2 separate regions of the Homo sapiens genome follow, and region 2 is linked to region 1. Evidence: chromatin loops called from intact Hi-C (ENCODE). Cell type or tissue: heart right ventricle. All regions are shown on one strand. Each heading gives the region's core, and the rest is flanking DNA. Links, peaks and the distances in the headings are about the cores only. Region 1 holds the start of LOC124906319 (a long non-coding RNA gene). Region 2 holds the start of FGF12 (fibroblast growth factor 12).

Evidence for each region. Hi-C counts contacts between places; a loop is a spot of excess contacts. Peaks named below come from ENCODE experiments on the same cell type or tissue, not always from the same donor. Only the 100,000 strongest peaks of a DNase experiment are listed, where the experiment ranks them.
Region 2: a loop joins it to region 1, with 4 times the contacts of the local background. A loop is called at or near these places in 13 of 110 quality-filtered maps.

What each region holds. Positions count from the first base shown.
Region 1 is chr3:192,564,153-192,569,538 of GRCh38, reverse strand. All of the region lies in intron 2 of FGF12 (fibroblast growth factor 12), which reads left to right. LOC124906319 (a long non-coding RNA gene) reads right to left here and starts at 2,538. Exons shown (of 3, transcript XR_007096220.1): 1 at 2,368-2,538; 2 at 1,915-2,024. RefSeq lists an enhancer at 2,508-2,557. In heart right ventricle, for the core only: a CTCF peak has its summit at 2,669 (motif pointing left); a DNase peak (open chromatin) is centred at 2,638; H3K4me3 peaks cover 609 bases; H3K27ac peaks cover 759 bases.
Region 2 is chr3:192,725,455-192,730,840 of GRCh38, reverse strand. It overlaps FGF12 (fibroblast growth factor 12), which reads left to right and starts at 3,300. Exons shown (of 6, transcript NM_004113.6): 1 at 3,300-3,357; 2 at 3,518-3,660. The coding sequence starts at 3,648. LOC107986056 (a long non-coding RNA gene) reads left to right here. Exons shown (of 3, transcript XR_001740579.2): 3 at 2,287-3,118. It also overlaps the pseudogene RNU1-20P. In heart right ventricle, for the core only: no CTCF peak of the experiment used is centred there; DNase peaks (open chromatin) are centred at 3,210 and 3,671; H3K4me3 peaks cover 2,880 bases; H3K27ac peaks cover 3,316 bases.

The DNA of each region.
Region 1 (5,386 bases), core at 151-5,150:
ATGACTTGCTTGGCAAAAGAAATGTAAGCACAATAGCTATATGTCACTTCTGTGTATAAATATTTAATTACTGGTACTGAATTCTCCAGACGTTCCTTTGCTGAATGTGAAAACATAGGAATACGAGGGTTCCTTAGAAATTAAGGAGATAGAATGCTGAGGCTACACACAGAAGACAACTGTCCTGAGGAATGACTCAAATCCACAGCAGACTATGTGTGGATGAGAAATAAACATTCATTAGATGAAGCAACTGATATTTGAGGGTTGTTTGTTACCTCAGCACAGCTTAACCTACACTGACATTCTACCACAAAGGCTGTTATGAGAAATTATATAATATACAAAGGCATATGCTATGATGCTTGGCCCCAAAGCAAGTGTTCACATAAGATTATCTTTGCAGACAATATTTTTTTTCTACCTTTCATCGCTGTACTTTATCCAAGGCACTTAACCAGTTGGTTTCACATTTTAGCATCTTTAGACATGGTGATTATTCCGCATGTACTGTTTTCTCCTGTTTTGCTCAGCTAATAACATTTATTCAACTTTGGAGAACCAACGTAAGTGTGCCCTTCATAAGTTGGTCTTTTATGAAGGACACCCTTAAGTTGGTTCTCGAAGGTTGAATAAATGTTATCTCATACCTGAGTCTACCCATAGCCTAGAGTGGTCACGTGGGCTCTATGCTCATGTATGCAAAGGATCTCTCCTTACTGCTTGAACACTACCTCACAGTGATAACGTTATGTATCTGTCTCTCCTACTGGGTTATGGATTTCCTGGCAGAAGGACTCTGTCTTGCCCATCTCTATAGTCTCAGGATTTATTAAATATCCACAATAGGCAGATATTTAATAAAACGTAAAAATTAACAAAAACACTCTCAAAACTAATGAGGGAGATAAGATAGCTGATTCCACTATAATATGACAAGTAATTGGCAGAAAATATGAATGCTTTCATTTCTCTGAAGCCTTACTGTTCATTTCCTCTTAGACCAAGAACGCTTTTGACTGTGACCATTGGCTGGTCTAACTCTCTTATTTTACAGGTGAGGAGACAACCCAAGGAGAGGATACAGCAAAATGGTGTCAGATTTTGGAGCAGAGATCAGATATTATTGCTCTATGGCAACTAAACACACGGAAGGGTAGGAGTCCATAATGTGTACATGCATGAGCTCCCCACTGGCAGGAGGAAGTACAGTCACAAGAGCACTACAGTGGGTTGAATGGTGGCCTTAAAAGATTTCCCCGTGTCTTAAACCCTGGTAACTGTATATGTGATCTTATTTGGAAAAGGGATCTTTGCAGATGTAGTTCTGCAGATGAAATCAATCCAAATTATCTAGGTGGACCCTAAATCCAATGACAAGTGTCCTTATAAGAAACACATGCAAAGGGCGGGGCATGGTGCTCACACCTGTAATCTCAGCACTTTGGGAGGCCCAGGCAGGCAGATCACCTGAGGTCAGGAGTTCAAGACCAGCCTGGCCAACATGGTGAAACCCCATCTCTATTAAATATACAAAAATTAGCCAGGCATGATGGCTGGTGCCTGTAATCCCAGCTACTCGGGAGGCTGAGGCAGGAGAATCACTTGCACCTAGGAGGGGGAAGTTGTAGTGAGCCAAGATCGCGCCACTGCACTCCAGCCTGGACGACAAGAGCAAAACTCTGAAAAAAAGAAAGAAAGAAAGAAAAGAGAGAGAGAGAGAGAAAGAAAGAAAGAGAAAGAAAGAAAGAAAGAAAGAAAGAAAGAAAGAAAGAAAGAAAGAAAGAAAGAAAGAAAGAAAGAGACACATGGAGAAGACCATGTAAAAATGGAGGCAGAGATTGGAGTTATGCACCACAAGCCAAGGAAGGCCTGGCATTAACAGAAGCTAAAAAGTCAAGAGAGGATTCTCACCTAGAGCTTTTGGAAGGAGCACAGCCCTGTGGACACCTTGATTTTGGACTTCAGACCTCCAGAAGAGTTGTTTTAAGCCCCCAAGTCTGTAGTGGGTTTTTAAAGCCGCCCTAGAAAATGAATGCAAGCACCATTTGGAGGATACATGCTTTTCCCCCCAGGCATATTTCTCTCCAGTTAAGCTTTCTATAATAATCTCTAAGAAAATTTTTAGCCTTTGTTACTTAAAAAAATAAAGCCCTTTCCCTTTCCTTATCTTTTCCCTTTTTTTTTCTCCAACTTCGGTGAGGAATAACTTACAGCCCCAACCCCTTAAAAAATTCCCAGTTCTATTAAAAAAGCCTTAGATTTTTTTCCCCACTAAAGTTGAAGGTAGAGTATTCCCATTCATATTATATTTCCCCAGATCATATCCTAAAAGAAACAACGACAAAGTTTTGATCTTTGTCTCACCTTTGAGCCTCTGAGGTGCTTCTAGTACCTGGAGTAAAACTTCCATCTTTATCCTCCACACAAAGCATGATCCTTTTCCTGTTGACTTCTCAGAGTGGTGGTAAGAAGTAGACGAGAGAAAGTATCTGTGGGAGTTTTGTAAAGTGTGAGGTGCTGTGTGGAGATAATGTTACTAGCATTACAGCTGCTGACTAATATGTATGAACTCAATAGAGAATAGACGGAATCTGAGAATTCAGTGCATAGCACCCTCTAGGCCGCCGGCTCTTGCTGCTTGTACCCTATACTTTGCTGCCATCGTGTGGCCTTTCTGGTAGTTGTTAGTGTTGTTGGTTCTTATATTTAATAGTTTTAGCCATAAATTTTATAATTATAAATTTTCAGGGTAAAAAGTAATTTTTATTTTAGAAAAATACTGGTCATACAACTGTGAAATTGTTCAGTGTCTATGTTCTTGTTTGAGGGAAACTAGGAGATGGTTTGGAAATACCATTTGAAATATTATGACGGACAAATCTAGAGATTAAAAGACTGGGATGGGCCAAAGAGACAACAGACAGTGTTGTAGACTTTAGAGAAACAAAAGCATGTGCCCTATCCAGGGGCATCCATAAAATACAGTTATTTGAATTCTAACATTTCCTGCAAATTTTCCCAGGCTCTCCACAGGTAGTCTCCAAGTCTTTTTAGCTTCTTTTCTCCAATATCTCTTTCATTTATTCTATACTCTCCAGCCTTATGGCTATTGTGTATTTGAGGCCTTTGTTTCTTTCTGTCTGGATCATTTTAATACCTGGTCTTCCTATCTCCATGATCTCTTATTTTTCTTTTATCTTGCACATGCTGCTAGAATGATTTTCATGAAGCACTATAGAAAGAGTACAGAGCAGTGATTGAGAGTAAAGTCTGAGGCCAGATTCCTTGAGTCTGAAACTGAGATCCCTCAATTTGGCTCTAACTAGTAGAGCGATTTGGTAACCGGAGGCAAGTTACTTAAATGCTCTTTATTTCAGTTTCCTTACCTATGAAATATGATACTACTAATGCCTGCTTCATATGCAGTCATGCCTCTCTCTTGCTTTTTTGAGACGGAACTTCGTTCTTTTTGCCCAGGCTGGAGTGCAATGGCGCAATCTCGGCTCACCGCAACCTCTGCTTCCCGGATTCAGGTGATTCTCCTGCCTCAGCCTCCCGAGTAGCTGGGTTTACAGGCATGTGCTACCATGCTCGGCTAATTTTGTATTTTCAGTAGAGACAGTGTTTCTCCATGTTGATCAGGCTGGTCTGGAACTCCTGACCTCAGGTGATCTGCCTGCCTCAGCCTCCCAAAGTGCTGGGATTACAGGCGTGAGCCACCATGCCCGGCCCAGTCATGCGTCTCTTAATGACAGGGATATGTTCTGAGAAATTCATTGTTAGGTAGTTCTGTCTTTGTGTGAAAATTGTGGGGCATACTAACACAAACCTAGATCATATAGCCTACTATACAACTAGGCTGTAGTGTATAGCCCACTATACAATAGGCTGTATGCTGTTGCCTGCTATTCAACTAAGCTGTAGGGTATAGCCTATGGCTCCTAGGCTACAAAAACCTATACAGCATGTTACTGGGCTGAATACTACAGACAACTGTATTTGTGTATCTAAACATATGTAAACAAAGAAAAGATACAGTAAAAATATGGTATTATAATCTTATAGGACCACTGTACTATTATGCAGTCCATTGTTGACTGAAACATTGTTACGCCATGTGTAACTTTATTTCTGACACAGATAAAATGAGCGAATTCACATCAGTGCCTATAATTTAGTGTTCAACTAATATTTGCTATTATTAGCACTCTGATAGAATGCAAATTATTTTGAATGCAAGAATTTGATTTGTCTTAGCATCTTCAACTTCACCTATCACTTTTAAGTTGTAGTAATTTGATAAGATTTTTAAACATATAGGTGAAGGATCACTAAGCTTTAAGCCAGTTTATTTCTTGGAACTCTCATTATATTACCAAAATATGCTTAAAGTCATCTCATGATTTGTCTATGCATTAATCAGAGAATTTTCAAACTTGCTAAATTTTTAGTTAATAAACAGTGATTAATATTTATTGAGCATTCACCAAGTGAAAAAGCTCTGTTCAAAATGTTTTATGTAGATAACCTCATTTAATACACACAGTAGTTTTGAGATCAGTAGTAATGTCAGCATTCCTATTTTATGTAGAGGAAACAAAGGTGTGGGAAAGTCCCACAGCCAGTAAATGGAGAGTAGATTAGAACCAATGCAATTTGTCTCAAGAGCTTACATTCTTAAGGGAATTCTGTGCTATAAATACATTCTCCTCTAATCTTTCATTTCAGTCCTGAGATGCTGTTTCTGAATACCAAAACACAGAAACATTTAAAAAATTCCAAACCCAGTGGAATGCAGAATGTCAAGCTCATTGCTGCACTGAAGCTACATCAACTTGCTATAGCCCATTTTGGGAACAGTGCTCCATGTGATCATGAACTGTGATCACTGGTTTCTGTTGCACTTGGATTTCTTTAAGTGTGCAGATGGTGTGGAGACCCCAAAGACCAAGTATTTTAAAGCTTGTACAGTAGGAAAGACAATGATTCAATTCCAAAAGCAATTCATTAGACATATCACATATCACCTGCTGCCTTAAATGCTGGCTTGTGTTGGAAAGTCTTCCTGAGAATACTGTCCCCGAAGCATAAAGTGGACATGAAAAAATGTAATCCCTGAGGTAAGTGGAGCATCTGGAACTTCTAGATGTTCCAATAAGACTACACATGGTCGGCAGGGCGCAGTGGCTCACTCCTGTAATCCCAGCACTTTGGGAAGCTGAGGCAGGCAGATCACCCGAGGTCAGGAGTTCAAGACCAGCCTGCTCAACATGGAGAAACCCCGTCTCTACTAAAAATACACAAATTAGCCGGGCATGGTGGCGGGCGCCTGTAATCCCAGCTACTCAGAAGGCTGAGGCAGGAGAATCACTTGAACCCAAGA
Region 2 (5,386 bases), core at 308-5,307, 160 kb before region 1:
ACACGTATGAGTGAGAACATGTGGTGTTTAACTTTCTGTTTCTTAGGCTTATTTCATCAAGCATAATGTCCTTCAGTTTCATCTATGTTGCTGCAAATGACAGGATTCCATTCTTTTTTATGGCTGAATAATATTTTATTGTGTATATGTACCCCACTTTCTTTATGCATTCATTTGTTGTTGGACACCTAAGTTGATTCCATATTTTGACTATTGTAATAGTGCTGCAATAAACATATGGGTGCAGATATCTCTTTGATATACTGATTCCCTTTCTTTTGGATAAATTCCCAGTAGTGGGATTGCTGGATCATATGGTAATTCTAGTTTTTTTTTTTTTTTTTTTTTAGAAAACTCAATACTGTTCTCCATAGTGACTGTACTAGTTTACATTCCCACCAACAGTGCATAAGAATTCCCTTCTGTCTGCTTCCTCACTAGCATGTGCTTTATTTTCTTTGTCTTTTGATAATAGCCATCCTAACTGGGATGAAATGATATCTCTTTGTGGTTTTAATATGCATTTCTCTGATGATTAGTGATGTTGAACTTTTTTTCATATATTTATTGGCCGTTTGCATGTTCATATAGCTTATTTAATGAATAAAGATAATATTCATTAAACATTTAGAATCCTTATAGTACCTGGCACATAGTAAGCTCTGAGCAATGTTAGGTCAATATTATCATCATTTTGTTATCATGGTGATTGTAGTTAATGTCACATAGTAAAGTACACAAAAACATGTATGCTAAATGTTATTAATTCATGAAACATTTTTATTGTTTCCTATGTTCAGGACACTCTAGACTACACTGAAGTAAAAGGAGGCCATTTAAAAATATGAGTGGGAAAAAGGAACAAGATATATACATAAATCATTCTGGTACAGAATAAAAAATAGTGATGGAAGAGAAGTAACTCATCAGTTTTGGAATCATTAGTGAGCGGATCATCAGTGTTCTTGGTAGAGAATATTTTCAGACTAAGAGTATCAGGGAAGACTGTAAGAAGGAGATGGATCTAGAGGAAAATATAAGATTTGAATTTGTAGATACTTGTGGTAGGTAGTGGTTTGATGAGGTCAAGATATTCCAGCAATGACTATGTAAGCAAAGGTAAGAAAAATCTTGACAGAGGAGCTATCATGAGCAAGAAGGTTGTTTTCCCAGTCAAGGCTTATCAATTGCATTCCAGATGTGCTGACCCCTGCAATTTCCCCATACGTGGGAAACTAGACTGCATAATTTGTGGTAGTGGGGGTCTGTGATCCCACTTTCCCCTGGTTTAAAAACAATCTTGAGGTTTGTTTAGGATAATAGCAATTGTTGTCTAGGAGTTAAGCTTGGAGAAGAATGGAAAGATCTTGAATGTCAGAACACAAATTTTGCATTAAATTTGATTTGCTTTCTATTTAATAAAGCAGCTGGGTTCTTAAAATTATGAATAAAAATAATGATAATTTATGAACTAGAAGGTTCTCCCTGTTCTTATTCACTGTAGATAATGGGAAGGCAGTTATATGAAAAATCATTCTGGACTATAGATGGCTTGCCTCTGCCTTTGAGGTATGACACTTAGGTTCTGAGCCCAGATCTGGTTCACCATGTGACTCTTTTCAAGTGCCACTCCTCCCCTGCCTTTAGTTTCTCCGTCTGTAAAAGAATAAATATGAAGAGTACATAGAGATGCATTCTAAAGATATCTCCTATTCTAAAACCTTTGAGAAGGAAAGAACATGTAACGGGGTGCAGTATTAAGAGCAGAAATTATTTATCTCAATGAAATAGACTATTGTTCTTAAGGAGCAACACTACTCCCACCCTAAGCTTACTTCCTAAGCCTATTCAACATTGAAAAGAAATCCTGAATTTTATGATTCTTCCAAACACGTACTTTGGCATACAGTTGGAGAACCTAAAAATTAGTAGGCCCTAGGTTGTGGCCTCTGCAATCCGATACTCCTAAATGCTGAATGGATCCAGGCGTTGCTGACCCACAGCAGTTCATTAGTGGGAGTCCTCCACTAATAATGTCCATGTCTGGCTGAACCATCCGTGGTTAATATTTGTAATCATGGCCCTCAGGCATTGGAAAAATCAAAGGATGCCCTCTGAATCACCAGAAAAAGATTAAATTAGATACAACTCCAGGTTTCTTGTTGGGAGTACATTTTATTATATTTCAATGTTTTGAAAATTGGGACTAGAAGCCTACTGTGGAAGGATCTTTCATGAAGTAGAGTATGTGACTAATCTGCACATCTCCTTCCTTAACCATTTCAGATAACAGAGTTTTCTGGACTTCTGGAGAATAAGATTATTATTCTCAAGGAGAGATGATCACCTCAGGAAAATCTGGACTATTGAAAAAAAAAGGTAGTAAATACAACACAATTTTTCCTGTTAAACATTTTGCATATAAACGAAATACAGTGTGGGCTTTAGAAATATTTTGATATGAAAGTAGCACTTCAAGAGATTTGTGGTTTTGCATCTTCCTCTAGAGCTCTGTACAAGAAAAATACTCTATCCCTGCAACTTCACAAAAATGATTAGGTATTGCTTTTGGAAGTACTTATTATCAATAAGACGCCTCCCCACCTTTGGGGACTTCTTGCAGGTTGTTGGAAAAAAGCTAAAAAGAGCACCTCAAAATATCCTCAGTGGCTTTTTTGAAGAACTTTAGAAGCCTTGGAGCCTGCTCATGGAACAGTTTTGAGGTGGAGGCAGGCAGGAAAACACTGAGTTTGAGTAACAAAGAAGCGAGAGAATATTAACCTTTGACAGCTCCATAACTACTCTCACCCCACTCTCGAAAAACAAAACAAAACACATACAGGAATATAACAAGCAATGTGAAGTCAGTGGGGAGAGGAGAGGGAAGCAGACAGCTGGAAAGTTACTGCAGCAAGTAGAAAGAGAAACCCAAATTGTGAACATTAAAAACGATTCGTAAATCTCTCCTCCCTGCCTTCTGAATAAAACCATACCCTGCCTGGAGACACTAGCCTCCTCTAAGACTTCAGTAATTCGTCCTGATGCACGCAGTACTAGTCCAATCCATTTTCTAGTTTGCAGAGGAAAATCCGGTCCGGCGTTTATTTTTAGCAGCGCTTCCCTGTGACCGAATGCTACAGCTCCTCAGCTGGGATAACTGAGGACCGTATTGGGGAGGGAGGCGAAGGGGGCGGGGGAGCGGGAGGCGGTGAAAAGGGGAGGGGGGACGCCCTGCGCATGCGTGCCAGCGCCCATGCAAATCTGCTGTGCATCCAGAGAGCAAAGTGGGATGATCTGTCACTACACCTGCAGCACCACGCTCGGAGGACAGCTCCTGCCTGCAGCTTCCAGACCCAGGTAAAAAAAAAAAAAAAAAAATCTGAGCGGGCACTGTGCATGCATTTCAGTATCAGATGCGCGTCGCAACGTATCCCCTGTAGAGGCAATCTGCTGCTGCTCCTAAGTGTCCTTTGGTGGCTGATTGCAGCTTCAAGGTTTAAGAAATCCCATCTTTCAGGAAGCCTGAGGGGAAGGAAGGAAGTACGGGCGAAATCATCAGATTGGCTTCCCAGATTTGGGAATCTGAAGCGGGCCCACATCTTCCGGCCAACTTCCATTGAACTTCCCAGCACTCGAAAGGGACCGAAATGGAGAGCAAAGGTATGTGGTTGTCCCTATCGGGGGACTTCCCGCTGCATGTGCGTGTGGCCAAGGCAATCCTCGGCGAGGGGACTGCAGTGCTTGGGGAGCGAGCATCATACTAGGTCGATAGAGGAGGAGATGCTATGTCCATTGCAGCACTGGGGAAGTGTGGCAGGAAGGCGACTTCTTTTTAACTCCCACAGCTTGGAAGACAGTGTTTAATACTCCATCAGTTGCGTAGTGAACTGTGATGAGTTTTTTGGGGGGAGGTGGGGAGAGTCCCCCCAAAATGGAGGAGGAGGAGGAGGTATGTGTTAGTAAAGCAATATCTTTTCTGTATAATGGATGGACTCAAATAAATCTATTTCATTTGCTTTAGAATTGCTGACAGGCACGTTTGTACCTGATATCCAATAATGCATTGCTAAAAAAAAAATGTTTGAATTTCACCACCCCCACCTCATGAAGATGGTATTTCTGGGTGTGTATGACCACATCCTACTGCATTTTGAATATATATCAGCAGAGAAATTGGGTCTATTTGGAACAGCATGCGTTAGAACTGACCTCTAAGAAGAACAGTGTATGGGAGTACTGCTTGGCTTCCAAGCATAATGCATTTACTAGTTCTGGACATGTACATATTAATGTTCTCCTCATAAGCAAATCTGCATAATGTATGCATGCCAACTGATAAATGAACTGTAAAAATCAACTTCTGAATGGCATATTGAACACACATAAACACAACGACTATTCTAACCACAAGATTAGATATCTTTTGGATTTAACCCCATCTATGCAGGTCTGTTTCTCCTTCTCCTTAAAACGCCCACCAGGTTGTGAGAGCCTTGAGTGATATGGTGGTCAGATATCCAGGAGGCATACTGGATGTATTTAATTCTGGCGAAATCAGAAGAAATGATGTCAACTTTTATGAAACTATATTCATTACCCAGAACTCGGGAAGCTATATTTGAAACAAGATTTTATTTTTAAACCAGGAATGTCAGTCACTGTGGTAATGTACTTAGGATCAGGGAATGGTGGTGAGTTACCTATTTCTGGGCTGATTAATGAAACTGGAGTGTTGAATGATAGCAGTTCTATGTTCAATAAAGTGTTTTAAGTATTTAATTGGTAGATTTAAAGTATTTGAACCTAGGCAAGCATTTATAGTATAAAAAGAGCTGAATCAACATGGATTAAGACTAGCAGGCAATTTTCAGTTCAGGCAGATTATTCTTATGATACATTGATGGGCATCTCCACGTCTGACAATGATGTACACATATGAGAGAATCCATGTCTATAAGTATATTTGAGGCATATATTATTAACTCTATTATACTCCATTTTAAAATAAAAAGGCAGTCCTTAACATATAAAGGTTTGTAATATTCTAGCTGACTAAGTATTTCTGGGACATAAGGTTAACAACAGAAAAAGAATATCATTTTACTATGAAACAGTTTTTCTTGCTTAGATGACACCTGGTATTTGGTCACTAAATTTAGTTATTTGACAAAGGTTCTTGGTAACAGTTTTGCCTCCAATGTGTATACTAATTCCTGTTCAATCATAAAAAGAGGCTATATCTCTCGGCAGTAATCTTTTATTTTCCTTCGTTGCCCATAAAACATGCTACGTGTCACTTAGCATTCCAGGTGGTTTAATGATCATATTGCTAACAGTAGAGTTCTAGCTGTTCTTTCAGTCTTTTGAATTCAGAAAGGAGAAAGAA